Regions from separate parts of the Mus musculus genome. Here region 1 is linked to region 2. Evidence: chromatin loops called from intact Hi-C (ENCODE). Cell type or tissue: left cerebral cortex. All regions are shown on one strand.

What was found. A loop is a pair of places that touch in the nucleus more often than their neighbours do. Peaks named below come from ENCODE experiments on the same cell type or tissue, not always from the same donor. Only the 100,000 strongest peaks of a DNase experiment are listed, where the experiment ranks them.
Region 1: a loop joins it to region 2, with 22 times the contacts of the local background. A loop is called at or near these places in 4 of 42 quality-filtered maps.

Annotation. Positions count from the first base shown.
Region 1 is chr5:117,308,821-117,316,820 of GRCm38, forward strand. Gm52828 (a long non-coding RNA gene) reads left to right here and starts at 4,819. Exons shown (of 3, transcript XR_003955988.1): 1 at 4,819-4,932; 2 at 5,277-5,515; 3 at 5,968-7,327. In left cerebral cortex, no CTCF peak of the experiment used is centred here; no DNase peak of the experiment used is centred here.
Region 2 is chr5:116,293,536-116,301,535 of GRCm38, forward strand. No RefSeq gene overlaps it. Among named protein-coding and RNA genes, the nearest start is that of Ccdc60, 8.6 kb to the left of the region's middle. In left cerebral cortex, no CTCF peak of the experiment used is centred here; a DNase peak (open chromatin) is centred at 157.

The DNA of each region.
Region 1 (8,000 bases), 1.0 Mb after region 2:
TCTCTGTATAGCCCTAGCTCTCCTAGAACTCACTTTGTAGACCAGGCTGGCCTGGAACTCAGAAATTTGCCTGCCTCTGCCTCCGGAGTGTTGGGATTAAAGGCATGCGCCACCACGTCCGGCTAATCCACCTCTTTTAAGATTTATTTTTATGTGCATAAGAGTTTTGCTTGGTGTACATCTATGAAGGCGTCAGATGCCCTCAAACTGGAGTTATAGAGTGTGGGGAATTGAACCCTCAGCCTCTGGAAGATCAGGCAGTGCTCTTAACCACTGAGCCAACTCTCTAGCCCCAAGCATAATATGATTTTTGTTTGTCTGGTCTGGGTTTGTTTTTAGATTTCTCTGTGTGTGGTTTTGTTTTTGTTTATTTATAAGACAGGGGTCTCAGTGTAATTCTAGTTGACCTAGAACTCATTCTGTAGACCAGGCTGGTCTAGTCTAGAACTCACAGAGATCCTCCTGCCTCTGCCTCCTAAGTGTTCATATTAAATTATCTTTTAAAAGATTTTTGTCAATGTAAATGAAGAAAATACCTAATTAAAAAAAAAAATGTTGTCACCGGGCATGGTGGCGCACGCCCAGTCCTCTGTGGTTCTGGAGAACTGCTGTAGCCAGGCAATCGGTTTGATTTCAGAGTGAGTATGTATTGTTGAACTAAGGTCTTGTCCCCTTTGATCTGACTGGGATAGCTGTGTTGTACCTGTTGGAGGCATAGCAAGGCCATGCGCTACTGTAGGGTCAGCTCCATGGGGGGTGGGAGTGGGGCTAACATGGAATCTTTTCTTTGGGTGTGAGGGAGAAGTTTAGAAATTAAAAGGCAGGATAAAATGTGAGTATGTGGATAATTAGGAGGAAAGAACTGATCCAGTTCAGGAGCCGGAGTGGGAGGGGACTAAAGCCAGAGTCAGAGTGGGAGGGACTAAATGCCAGTACACAGGAGGAGGCTTGTGGTTGAATTTTTTTCTGGTTCCTATGATTTGGGGCCCCATCGCAAACCAGTTAGGATTTGTTGGTGTGGAAGCAGCATCTTTGGAGGAGAAGCGCACAGATCCCATCCTTCGCAGTACTCAGATCTACTTGTGGAGCTCTGTGGCAGCTGGAGACTGGACCTGGTCCTGAAAGCTGTTAAGCTGATCGCAAAATTCTCTTAAGGCTTTTGAGAGCTACTGAGACAGAGGGGCTGCCTCTCTGCTAACGGTTTATAGATCTGAGTCCCGAAACAACGTCCAGAGTGGTTCAAAGAGGGACGTTGGATGGAGTTAGATTCTCCACGTCAGAGGTCACTCAAACCGCTTTTGGGAGATTTAGGGTGCAGATTTCTCTTCAAAGTGTCAAAAGGGGACGCTAGAGAAAGAGCAGCAGTTAAGAGTACCTCAGAGGAGGGGCCATCCCCTGGGGTCACAATCAAATTCAACAGATGGCAAAGATCCAGACAGAACTGTGCAAACTTGTGAGAAACATTGAGACAAAGTTAACATACATTTTGCTTAATAAGGTTAAATAGAATCGTACAGCTAGGTAGACCCAGTACCAGAGTTTCTGGAGAAGGATAAGGTAACTCTGGTTAGCAGTTTGTTACATCGGACTCCTGAATAAGGAACAAGCACCTGGAAGCTTTGTAAAGGGACTCAGTTGAAGTCAACTCCCTAACTGGCGATTTAAAAGAGAAGCCCGATCCTACTGAGTCGGTTTTTTTATAGGATCCTCTAGCAAGATTCTCAAAGACACCACTCCAGTGTCCAGAATAACTTTCCAAAGCTGGGAGTCCAGTGACAGAGCACCTGGCAGCCTCCTTCAGTCAGGGAACGCTGGTGGTGAGGGTGTGGACCCTGGAATCAGCTCTTGCTAAAAGGAACATTGGAAAGCCAGGGTAAAAGGTATTGGTAACTAGCACTCAGGTCGCACCCCAGCCTGGTGGCTTAGGATCAAGCTTCCTCCGTTTACAGCATCCTCATATGCCAACCGGAGAGACATTGAGTGCAGAGGGATTACTATCTGCCTCGACGCTGTCTGAGACATTTAGGATATGGGTACAAACTCTGAGATCCTCCACTGGGCAAGAGAATCCACCCCGTCACGTAAGACCTGAGCAGGAAGGAATTCATCTTCCCTGTAGATGAGGAGGTGGTCCTTTTGGGTTTGACCAGAGACAGGAATGGCAGGCCTCTGAAGGTCTTATTTTCCCACGCACCCTTATCTGTCATGAGGGCAGCACGCAATTTATTCTGGTGGAGCTGTGTTCCATCCAATGGAGAGAGTCCTACTTGGATCTGGGGACATCCTGCCATGCAAGTGCCTTGTAAGTGTAGCCAATTTTACTCAGGGATTTTAATTTTCCATAAGCTGGTTTTTCTGATCTACCTACTTTTGAATATTATTGTTATTATTGTTGTTGTTGGTTTTTTGAGACAGGGTTTCTCTGTGTAGCCCTGGCTGTCCTGGAACTCACTCTGTAGACCTCAGAAATCCGCCTGCCTCTGCCTCCCAAGTTTGGGATTAAAGGCATGTGCCACCACTGCCCTGCCATTAACTTTTTTTTAAAAGTTAACTTGCTTTAATTTTTCTTATTTTTAGGTTTTTATGTATTTATTTAATGTATGTGAGTACACTGTGGCTCTCTTCAGACAGGCCAGAAACAGGGCATCGGATCCCATTCCAGATGGTTGTGAGCCACCATGTGGTTGCTGAAATTGAACTCAGGATCTCTGGAAGAGCAGTCAGTGCTCTTAACCGCTGAGCCATCTCTCCAGACCACTCCCTAGCCTTTCATGGTGTACTTTTATAAACATCATAGTATTGTGTATTTTTTTTCCAAATAGCTAAAGTTTAACAAAGTTAGCAAAGACATAAACTGATTAGACTTACATCTTTAAGTTAGAATTTGCTAACATGAATAGACCATTATAATCTTAGGAATTTTATATATGGCGTGTTGTAGGAAATTAAGATTACCTGTACATGGACTTTCAACTATTAACTTTTTTGGTTATAGGTTTTAAGTTGGCAAGAACCAAGAAGGTAGGAGTATTCTGAGAACTAGACATTTGTAATTACACACACATACACACAAACACACACACACCAGCTGGGCATGGTGGCGTCTATAGTCTCATTACTTGAGAGGCAGAGGCAGGAAGAATTCTGAGTTATATACCAGCCTTGTGACCAAAGCAAGTTCCAGGCTACATCATGAAACACTGCCTCAAAACAAACAGTGACAGCTATCCATAAAGAGAGAGTGGTATACAAAAGTAACAAACTAATCATTTGTAGTAATAAAATTTCCTACAGGAAGTTGTCAGGCAATAGCTGGGGCCTTTATTCAATATGTGTGTGTGTGTGTGTATCTTTCTGAAGCCTTAACTCGATATATGTAACAGCTTTCTTCTTGTCATATTGGGAGGCCACCTCTCCAGTTTTAGTCTTTAGCCTGAACACTTAGAAAACCGTGAGAGTTCATATAATGAGGGCCTATTGCACAGACCCAGCCGGGAGCTGGGACTGGATACTCTGGTGAAGGTCCCATGACCTTACCTCTCTCCCCTTTTCTTGGGGGAATATTAACATTTAACAAGGCCAGCTGCAGTTATTTTAAGCAGGTCTAGCTCGAGTTCTGAAGATGGCAAGTGTTCAATTCAGGAGACACTACGATACCACCTTAATAAAAGGAGGTCACAGAGAACGACACGATAAATTAATAATTATCTCTTTTAATTTTAATTTACATACTGTAAAACCATTAGGCCTTGTAAGTTTCCAGGCAGACCTTACACAAAACATAAAACAGCCTTTATAAGTTATGTAGCAGGTAGAGTTTTTTTTTTTTTTTTTAAAGATTTATTTATTTATTATATGTAAGTACACTGTAGCTGTCTTCAGACACTCCAGAAGAGGGCGCCAGATCTCGTTACGGATGGTTGTGAGCCACCATGTGGTTGCTGGGATTTGAACTCCAGACCTTCGGAAGAGCAGTCGGGTGCTCTTACCCACTGAGCCATCTCACCAGCCCGAGTTTTTTTTTTTTTATAATCATTACTAAATTTATATGAACATCATCTAAAATTTTGGAGAGGGTTCCGTTAAAACTGTGTTGTTGTGCATTAAGAGATTTTATACAAAGGGTCTCTTTTATCCTTTTCCTATCTGAGCATCCTATCAGCTGGCTTTAATACGTACATCTTATGAAGTAAACAAGAGAAGCTTCTATTGGGAATAGCTCACCTCTTACCGGTTCTCAAGAGACCATGATGTCTTTTTTCCTGGGGTGTTTTGTTGTTTTCTTTCTCTGTCACAGAGTCAGGGAGCCACCTTGATCTAGGAAGGTGGCCTTGGGGAAACTTTGAAATAACATGCTTGGGTCTGAAGTAGGCAGGCCAAATCCCATTTCCAGAGCATGCTTTGCGGCGAAGTTAAATAGCTAGTGACAACTTTCCAGTATTATCAACACCCAAAGACACGGACTGAACTCAGTGATCTACATCTCCATAAGCAGTTTGTGTGTTCTGTAGATGGATGAAGACAACCTGAAAAGCCTAATAAGTAGCTGATAAATAGAAATAAAAGCAAGAAAATGCAGGCTTGGTGGGGCGGAAACAAAAGCCAGACTAAAGGCTTAAGGTAAAAATGCCCCCCAAACAAAAATACCACCCTGGGGGGGGGGGGGGCACCGTCTAGGAGACCCAGGAGAAACAGTGGGCATTAGGACCCGGTTGTAAGTGGAAGCTGAGTGGCTGGCGGGGAGGAAACGAGTTAAAATGAGCTTGGGCGGGGCAAAGTTTACGTGTGGGCGGGGCCTCCAGCCATTTGCTCGTTCATTTATGAAAGTTGTCTAGGTCTGCGAGAAAGTCAAACATTCCCAATTGGGGCAAACAGTGGCCAACATCGAGGGAGTAATGCGGACAGATTGGAGTGGATAATTGGATGCGTTTGGTGGGTCGGAGCTTGCTAAGACAGAGCTTTAGAGCCCGTTTAAACAATTTGGTTTAAATTTGAAACAACAGGCAGGTCTAGTGGAATGTCTTACCCTGCAGCCTGAGGCATTCCCCAGGATTTAGGGAAAGAAGGAAATGAACCCAAGTGTTGAGGGTGGGAGGGGGGACCGGGGCTATCCCATGCTCATAAGATTCAGCAGAGTCCGCACAATTAAACGTAGGAGGTTCCCCAAACCTCTAAGGCTTTGTGATCCAGAGGACAAGCTCCTGACGCATCCAGGAGTCCTGTCAGGGCACCTCTGAGTCAGACCCTGATGGATGGTTGAATACCTTGTCCTGCAGAATTCTGACGCGTGGGTGGCAGCGATCAAACTGTGAACGGACTCTCAGCTTGGAGATCAGAGAGTCTGGGAGGAAGAGGTCAGAAGAAGGGATTGAGGAAGATGGATGGAGAGGACAGGGAAGAGAGGACTGGCCAAGCTGGGTTTACACAGCACCGATAAAGCCCCAGGGCCTGAAGATCTGTCCGTAGGCTTACAGTACCCATGGAGGCAGAGGCCACAAAGGACCTGAGGTGTCAGGTCAGATTGGTGGCTTTTATATTGAGCTTAGGTGTCCATGCCAGAAACCAGGGTCTGGGGTTGTGGGACTGGGCCGGGAAGAGGGGTGGGGGCGGGACAGAACGGGACTGGGAAAGGAACGCTCTCTGTCGAAGGACATAAGAAAATCTGTTCCAGGACAGCCAGGGCTATACAGAGAAACCCTGTCTCGAAAAACCAAAAAAAAAAAAAATCTGTTAACACCAGAAGTAAGAAAACCCGGCAGAGAGGCCGACAGACTCCGTTCAGAGCCTCAGAACACTTTACTGGAACAGCAAGGGGCCTCAACCTTTCCCTGGGACTAAAGCTGAGTGTATTTACAGAGGTTGGGGGGGACCTGTTCGCATACCAGGAAGTTACAGCTCTCTTTTTGTGTGTGATTTGACTGGGAACAGCTTGGGCTGTTTGCCAGATAACACATCTTGTTTCTGCAGGTGGAGCTGAACAGTCAGACTGGGGCCAAGCATCTCTTCATGGCTGGGGCTACTGCCCAGGACAGCTCACTCCAGTCCTAAGGACAGGAGGCTACTAAACAATGCTAGCAAGTGCTCTAACGCTGAACTGAGCTACACACCCCAGCCCTTTTGTTCCTTCTGCCTCCACAAATTAAGACACTGGTCAAGCTGCCTTGCCTCAATTCATAGGGAAATAACAACCGCCCGGGCCAGAGGTATTTGCGAATAAGTGAAATCTATTTAAAGGACTGGAGAGAGCAGGGAGCAGGGATGTGTCCCGCTTGCTGGTTCTCTCTCTCTCTCTCCCTCCCATCCTCCTTCTCCCTCCCTCCCTCCTCGGAGTTATCTCATCCAGACAAAGAACCTTTCCAGCCTTGGGCTCAGCATGGTGACTATGTTACTTTATTATCTCCCAAAACCTGCTTGGCTGCTCTCACCTGTTAGGGTACCTGGCTCATTCACCTCCCATCAGCCTCTGGGGGGTTGGGGGGGTTGTGTCTGTTTCCTTGGGAAGCAGGTGGCCATCTTTCTGTTTCCTCTGAGAGGGGCAATTTCACTTTGTGGGAGCGTGGGTCTTCTTTCCAAATCCATATGGGTCTTCTTTCCAAATCTCATGGGTCTTGGAGCCACAGAACTTCACCATCTTAGCCTGTGCTCCAGAGAGGCTGGGCTCCGGTTATGAACAACCTCGTCTGACAACTCTCTTTTCCGCCTCACCCCACAGTCCCTCTTCTTGGATGTTTGCCTGTTTATCTGCCTTATTTGTTTCTCCACAACCCAGGCAGGGGCGGCAGAAGCAGCAGCAGCAGTAGCAGGTTTCCACCCAGGCTGGTCCTCAAAGCCTCGAGGGACATCTCTAGGTTACTAAGACTCTCTCAAGAGTCACCTCTAGGGACAGGGGGAGTGAGTGGGGCAGAAATAATTGGCACAAAGGTGACTTGCCTGACTGTTGTCAAAGACTCAGACTGAAGAGGCAACCCCCATGAAGCAGCTGGCCAGAACCTTAGTCAATTCTTTCCTACCCGGCTCCCCTCATGGTGGCACCTCCAGCTAGGGAAATGGCTTCAGGAACAGAGCATCTGCCCAGCACGCAAGAGTCCCTGGCAGCCATCCCCAGCAAACACAAGAAACAAACAGAAACAATGTGGCAGTCTGAGATGTGGAATCAAAATTGTGACTCTTCTACTTCTCCTATAATGGAGCCTCTTGGAATCCTCTGGAAAGTGAGAAAGAAGTCATCCATCCCTCTGGTTAGCCAAGGACTGACCATGAGAGTGACCTGGAGCTAGTCCACCACCACCAGGCAGACAGACAGGGAAAGGGGCTGCTAATAGATTTGGTGGGGTTTTTTTTTTTGGGGGGGGGGGTGTTTTGAGACAGGGTTTCTCTGTATAGCCCTGGCTGTCCTGGAACTCACTCTGTAGACCAGGCTGGCCTCATACTCAGAAATCTGCCTGCCTCTGCCTCCCAAGTACTGGGATTAAAGGCGTGCGCCACCACTGCCCAGCTAATCCACCTCCTGACTTCCTTTGGTGATGAACAGCAATGTGGAAGTGTAAGCTGAATAAACCCTTTCCTCCCCACCTTGCTTCTTGGTCATGATGTTTTGGGTGGGAATAGAAACCCTGACTAAGATACCACCCCAGCATGGGTGACAGCTCAAAAAGCTGGGAACCTGAAACACACTGCCACAGCCGGCAGGCAGCTCAACGGATCGGAGAGAGTCCTTCCCTGGGTGCCTCAGCTGGTCTGAACTCTTTCCAGGAAGCACAGAGATTTCTGCTTCTCCCAGCTAGCTGGTCTGGTCTCGAGTCTTCTTTAAAGCTCGGCTTATCTGAGTTTTCTTTTTGCAGTTTGGTTTTTCTTACTCTGGAGGGGAGGGGGCCTAGTGAATCTGCTCAGTTTCAGACACTTCCGGAAGCTATTTTGCATTGTTTTAACTTCCTGCTTAAAGAGCTTTCATTAAGAACGAAATGTCTCAATCTTGGAGGAAACTGTTACAACTGGTCAGA
Region 2 (8,000 bases):
TGCAAAATATGAACTGAAGGGCATGGAGAGACAGACATCTTCTCCTCCCCGTTTGCCAAAAGGGAAAGGCATCCAGAGGGATTAAAAATAGATGTAGCAAGCAGAATAAAAATTTCAGAATGTGTCAGACACCAGCTGGGTTAGCTGAATTGAAATCTCAAGATCTGGTAAACACTTGGATGTCCGTGACTAATACATATGTTTGGCATTAGAAACCGATTGAAAAACGTCATCATTTGGGTAGGTAGAACCTTCAATATGCCTTACTGTGTTGTATCTAGTGCCACTGCGAGCTCCCTCTGGGTGTTTTTTTACTGAAATGTCAGCACTGGAGTTACAAATTATGGGGCCCAAGGCAAGAATCAAACTTGGGTCTCCCTTGACACCTGGTAGCTGGCAATCTGTTGATGTAGGGCCTCCAGGATAAATACCAGTAGTTAATGTCTATTTGGGTGACTTCCATGAATCCAGGGACTTCATTAGATTAAAGGAGGGTTACAGCAACTCCCTCTCCCCTTAGGGTGCTCCCTGGTGCTACCTCATTCCTGTCCTTTTCGCCAAACTGCAGTTTAAGGGGCTGGCAACTTGGATCTTGGTACAGAAGAGAAGAAAACTAAACAACAAATTGTTTTCTTCCTGCTTCCTATCACATCTAATTCATCAGTGCACACTCATGGCTGAAATGGAGGAAGGAAAGATGCTTTCTTCTATCCCACAGGGAGGACTTGGGGCTTGGTCTTTCCAAAGCCTTGGTGTGGGACTTCTAGTTCCAGAGACAGCCACAGCTTATAGTTAGTTATTGCAGAACATCCTAGAAACAACACACCATCCATCTTGGCAGTGCTTTCGATTCTCTCTCTCTCTCTCTCTCTCAAAATGCACTCAGCATGCTGTCTCCCAAAGGCTGCACATAGTAGGGCTTCACTGGAGGTTTGGATTCATGGAGAAGATTGAAGCTTTCTGGAATTAGTTACTTAAAATTCAATGTGAGGCATTACTGGTTTTTCAATTAAATAAATAATAATAAATAAATAAAAAGGTCCCAGGTGGTTTAGCCATAACTCACAAGGAGGATGGAAACCCCCATTCTCTCTCCTGTTCACCAGCCATTTCCTCAAATAATACATCATAAACAGCCTTTCTTTTATAGATACACCTCAATGTGGCTTTAAAAATGAAAGTTTGCTAAAGTGAGATTTCAGCCCATGGCTTTCCAGCAGTGTGTTGAGCCATTTCCCTAGCGTTAGACAGAAAGCAACCCATTCCTATCCCGAGTCTACAACTGGGCAGCGTCTTGAGGGTGTGAGGGGGTTCGGTTAGTCGCAGAGCCTGAGACCAAACAATTAGCAAGCATTCACCTCTCACTTTGGGGCATAGTGGCAGGACATGAAGCTGAGAGCCGACCCGATGTCATCACCGTTGTCTTGCTGGTGTCCTGTCTAACATCTTCACTCAGTTAGCTTTCTGGTAACTGAAAAACTGTCTGACCAAATGAGTGTGTGAAGAAAGATGTTTTCGGCCTTTGGTTTGCAGTTGCTTGGCTCCATGTGCTTGGGTAGAGCATGACAATGGTGATGGCTCCATGCACTTGGGTAGAACATCACCATGGCAATGGCTCCATGCACCTGGGTAGAGCATCACTGTAGCATGGCTCCATGCACTTGGGTAGAGCATCGCCATGGCAATTACCGTGCACATGGTAAGGGCATGTGGAGGATGAGGCTGCATGCCATGTAGCAGGCAGGAAGCAGAGAGGAAGACAGGAAGGGGCAGGGAGAAGATACTGACTCCAAGGACACATTCCCAGTGACCATCTTCCTCCTAATATCCCCCTTTGCTGAAGTCTTCCCTACTGTCACTAATAGCTAGTGACCAGTGTTTAACAGGAACCTATAGGGTTGAAGAGCATTCTATGAATAAATCATAATGACTTTCATTGGGGAATGTCTCATCCTACTTCATTCAGGAATTTTTTTTGGGGGGGGGGAGAGGGTCAAAAGAGAGAGTTTATTACGCAAGGCTGGAAAACTTTGTTTTCTGTTTGTTTTTTTCGAGACAGGGTTTTTCTGTGTAGCCTGTCCTGGAACTCACTCTGTAGACCAGGCTGGCCTCGAACTCAGAAATTTGCCTGCCTCTGCCTTCCAAGTGCTGGGATTAAAGGTGTGTGCCACCACGCCCGGCTTCATCTAGCATTCTATCATCTATCTATCCATCTGTCTATAATCTATAATCTATAATCTATAATCTATAATCTATCTATCTATCTATCTATCTATCTATCTATCTATCTATCATCTACCTATCTATCTATTAGATTAAAATATACACATATATATGCTGATGTTCTAGTGTTTTGTTCTGTTGCTGTGATGAAATAGCCTGGCAAAAAGCAGCTTAGAGGAGGAAAGAGGCTTGTCTGACTGACACATCCAGGTCACAGTTCACTCTGACTGACACATCCAGGTCACAGTTCATTATGGAGGGAAGTGAGGGCAGGAACTCAAACAAGAACAGGAAAGCAGAAACTGTGAAGATATGGTACTTGCTGGCTTGCCAACAAGCTCACACCTAGCTAGCTTTCTTATATAGTCCAGTACCACTGCCTAGGGCTGGTGCTGCCCACAGTGGGCTTAATCCTCCTGCATCAGTTAACAATCCAGACAGTGCCTCGAAGACAGGCTAATCGGATTTGACAATCCCTCTTCTGACACTTTCTTCTCAGGTGACTCTAGGTTGTGGCAAGTTGAAACTGGAGCCAACCAGAACAGCTGGGTATAAAATAGAATAGAAAATAGGTACAAAATATGTTTTAACCATTATTATTAGCTCCCAAGTTCTTTGGTTATTTGGGAAACTCAAACTCACTTTCTCTTCCTTCTCCCCTTTATTTCTATTTTTCTTCTTCTCAGTTAGAATCCACTTATAAAGTATGCTCTATGCATTATGACAAACAGAAAAGTATACCAACATAGGGTTAAAATAATGTCATCCCTTACTTGCAGATGGTCTTTTGAGAATAAATATTTTCCTATGTATTAAATTAAAACATTACCAGCATGCCAGGAGATAGGTCCAGATGAACTGAAAACCAAGAGAAAAACAGAAACAGCAAAACCAAACACAAATAGACGAGGGACTTTGGAGTTATCCAGGGAAGACTCTAGGAGCTGGAGAGTTAGCTCAGCAGTCAGGGGCACTTGCTGCTTTTGTTGGGAACCTGAGTTCAGTTCCCAGTACCCACACAGGGAGGCTGACAGTTGCCTATAAAACTCCAGCTTCAGGTTTTCTGATGCCATCTTCTGGTCTCTGGGGGTATCCACACACAGGTTCACACATATGTACACAGACACAGACACATAAATAAATAAACAATAAAATGAATCTAAGGGAGACTTAATAGCAGAGGTGACAGGGCTGGAGAGATGGCTCAGTGGTTAAAAGCACTGACTGCTCTTCCAGAGGTCCCGAGTTCAATTCCCAGCAACCACATGGTGGCTCACGACCATCTGCAATGGGATCTGATGCCCTCTTCTGGTGTGTCTGAAGACAGCGACAGTGTATATATCTCCAGCATGCCAGGAGATAGGTCCAGATGAACCTATATACTCACATATATTAAAAAAAAAAAAAGCCGAGGTGACAAATGTGTCCAAGAAACTGTGCAGTTTTCCTGTCACTGAAGTCTTCCCTCTTTCACTGCCTGTATTTTCATCCAGGGTAGTTTTCACCCCTCTGGTTCAATTTGAGCCTTCCCCATCCCCTGTAACACTGAATAACGTGCTTAATCTTCCCTAACAACTGCTTTATGTCCTTATTTGTGAATAATTATAATTTATGAGTCAGTTTTTGAGTGTTGGTTTTTGTATTATTTTGGATCACCTTTCCCCGCATTCTTTTGCACGTATGATAACTCTTCACAGGCTATCAGGTATTGTCGCCTTTATCCTCCTAGATGCTGGGTGAATTTGTGTTCCTGTGAATACTCCTGAGCCCTGTTCTGGGATGTTGTGAGGTCTAAGCTTTCTCAGACTTACTTTCCAACCTGTTGGATCCAACTTGAAAACAAACCTTTCTGAGAACTCTACTCATTGCTCCACAACCAACGAGCCTTCTCAGCCTAATTAGTTGTGTTTCGTGCCTTATTGTCTCTCTGTGAGTTGAGGTTTGGATGCTGTTCCCTCTCCTTATTTCTGGCGGTTCATTCTGATCTGACTCACATGCATGCAAAGGTTTTGGCAGGACTTTAGGGGAACCTTTGAGGGATATCTGAGGGTTTTTTTGTTGTTGTTAAGGCTCTTTTTGTGAGCTCTCTCTCTCTCTCTCTCTCTCTCTCTCCTCTCTCTCTCTCGGAATTCTGGATGCCTTGGTCTCTGTGGGTTCATCTCATCTCATCTCAGGGGTCAATGCAGCTGTTTCTCCCCTGCATTCAAGACACTCTGCATTCCCCATGAACTGGGTGGGGTTTCTTTTCGAGTCTTTGCGAGTTCATCTCCGGGCCTTTGGCGGTCATGGTCTTTTATAAACTCATGTTTCTAAAACTCTAGTTTCATAATATTGTTCGGCTTTTTAAAAGAAAGTATTTTCAGGGGAGAATTCATTCCACGTTTATCCATCATAGCCAGAAAGTCTGTAAATGTACAGTGCAGCTATTAACGTACTCAAGAGGCAGGTTCAATAATACAACGTTGTAGAAGGTCCAGGAAAAGATGGGGGTAGAGTGCGCTTGGGCAAGAGCAGGGGACAGTGAGCTTACCCCGCTGATGCTAATCTACCTCTCCATCTGACCAGCAATTCCCAGGGCATGTCAACTGTTCAAATGTTAAACACTATACATTGTTTGTATATTTTTCTCTGCAAAAGTTACACATGAGTATACCACAATAGACAACCTTTTGATCTTTGGATACATTAAAGTTACAACATAAAACATTTCAGCCTGTATGACTGAGGGTTGATCTTTAGATTCACACGGAGACCCAATATACCTTGAGATTTGGAGCGATGCAGAGCTGAATTCCAGTTACTATAGCCACATTTACTTCCTATGCAACTTTGGGCCTGACCCTCACCTCTCTGCACCCCAACACCTCTCTGTGGTCTCTTCTCAGAAATGGATGTAATAGCCTCCATAGACGACTGCCTCATAGTCTGGCTGTAAGGATAGAAGGATGTAAGAGACACTACGTAGCCAGATGCTGGGTCCAGAGTAGATTGTGAGTGGGTCTGTTTCACTATGTTTCAAGTCACGTATATATTATATATGGGTCTGTTTCACTATGTTTCAAGTCATGTATATATTATATATCGCTATGGAATTAGGTCAATCAGTTGTGTGACATTCTTGCCATGATCCTACTCAGCTGCTAAAGTATGAATGAGATCATGTTGTTTATGTGGCTGAGACATGATCCAGAAGTCCTTTTGGGTTGTAACTCTAGACTTGAAGAGAGGGAAGAATTAGCTGAATGAGAATCTGTAGGCGAAAGCTACGCAGCAAGATTGAGGCCAGATGATGAAAGCAGCCAACCTTCTTGACCTGGAAGGAGGAGCAGAAAAGATGGAGACCCCCGATGGACTTTCTTCCTAACTTCCCATTTCGTATCAATGGCTTCAAGGAGAAATCAGCCTCCAAGCTTCTAAGCCCAGCCTTAACTCTGCAGGACACAGAAACCCACAGTCCTGCACACATGGGCCACTCTCACGAATCTTAAAGCAGAGTGGTAGCAGCTGTGAACATATTTGTGCAAAGCACATAGGCACAATCTTTACCACTACACTTTTTTTCCCCCTGAATAAAATGACAGAGGAATCGGGTAGATGCCTCTGTGGGTCAAATGATTGCCTTACACACCCACATAAAAAGCCAGGTCTGGCAACATGTAACTGTAATCCAAGTACTGGGAGGATAGAGACAGGAAGATTCCGGGAGCTCACAGGGCCAGCCAGCCAGCCTAGTTGAAACAGTGAACTCCAGCTTTAATGAAAGACCCTGTGTCAAAAAAAAAAAAAAAAAAAAAAAAAAAAGAGATGTCGCTCAATAAAGGAAGACACTTGATAGAGACTTATGGATTTCACACTCACGTTCTTGGATGAGCACACCTATACGTCTGCAATGCACACACACACACACACACACACACACACACCACTTATATACAAATGTATACACATACACGCACATATATACACACACTGCACACACACATATGTACACACATGCTCACACACATACATGCACACATGCTCACACACATACATATACACACGTACATACACACACACACACACACACACACACCCCTTCACCAGAAGGGGATTCCCTCTCATTCTCTCATACTGAGGTGGGATTCTTCAGTGATTGTTATGTGAGACTTTTCCTGGGGAGACACGCCACACACATGCCTATTCAACCTAGACAGAGACTCCAAGGCAGACCAAAGGTATGATTACTCCAAGGTCCAACTTGCTGAACTGAGTTGAGTTACTAGCAGGAATATGGGCGAGGGGTGACTTCAGGAACAGAAGCAGTGGCATCACCTGAAAGCCAGGCACAAAAGCTCAGCTCACCCGCTGGGGATGATTCACAAAAGCTGCAACCCTGGAGCGCTCTGTCTCTCTGTAGGACGCTCTTCCCTCTTGCATCTTGGTTGGCTGGTTGAGCTTCCCCCAGTAGCTGTTTACAGCTTCAAGAACCCTGGGGAAGGACCCTTGGGAGTCTTGTACACTTCAGCCTTCTCAGACATGAAGTTTGTTTACCTCCTGAGTCTCATTCCTGTGCCTTCAGGGAGGGAATGTTCCAATTCAAAGGGAATTGCTACACAAGGCGAAGCCGGCTGGTATTGGAAACACCAGTCTACCATCACTGCCCCATCTGGGATGAATAGACGTTTGTTCACATCTCTCCAAAGGAAGGCAGTACAAGGAAAGAGCTCTGTTAGTGCCCCAGAGGTGACAGGTGACTCTGAGGACAAGAGGAAGACATCTAGAATGCAGAAATTTTCCTCACCTAGCTGCCTGTGTGCTTTTTAAAACACACAGCAATGTATCTAAATTTCAATTCTGTCCTCCATGTAGCACCAGCCAAGGGGGGAGAAAAGTTACCTTCTGAAAAGAAAAGGAAAACAAATGGCTTCCAGGTACAAAACAAAACAAGATTCCCAGGAGGGCTGAACACCCTCAGGGAGGCTGCGGATCCATCAGCACCAAGATGAGGCTAGACTGTCTCTGTGTTGCTAGTAGCTCTTCTTGCCATCGTTCTGGGGGTGGGGGTGGGGACCAACAAGCTACAGATAGGAATTTAAGTCCACTGTTGTCCTCTCTATCTCTCTTCCAGCTCTGTCCCCTCCCTACTTAATTTTTACAGTTCCTTTCTCAGAGCTTAGAGTTTCAAACCCACAATGTGGCTATGCATTCCTGGGGTTGTCTTTTTTTTTTTTTTTTCTTCAGATGCACTTGGTGGAAAAATCTGATTTCCCGCCCACCCCCAACAGTATCTTTTAAAAACTTTTATGTTCTCCCTGTTCCCCTATCTATTGGTTTTGTCCAATGTCATCGTTGCTTCAGACCCAAGGACAGTCTCTGGGACACTTGGCGACTGTCCATCATCCTACTCCTGGCACCTTGGTAGGAACTGTCTGTTTTCGTTGGCTCCAGTGACACGTCTTACTCAATAAATTATGCTCTTTAGAGCGGGATGTTGAAGGGTGTGACGTCTGGAATATAAACAGCGGCACCCTGACACCCAGACAGCAGCTGTAGGAAGGAAATGAGCACGGCAAGATGAAAGAATGGGAAAGATTTTATTATTTCAAGTCTTGTTTGTAAGTGTGTTTCTCCCAACAGACAGATCCACAGAAGAGTCAAGTATTTCCCCTTAATGACAGGCATGGGATACCTCCCTCTGAGTTATTGGTGAGGGAACCACCCACGAAGAGACACAGGCTACGCCCAATGCTCTTGGTTGATCACTGGGACTAGAGAGTAAGACCCTGTTGCTGAAG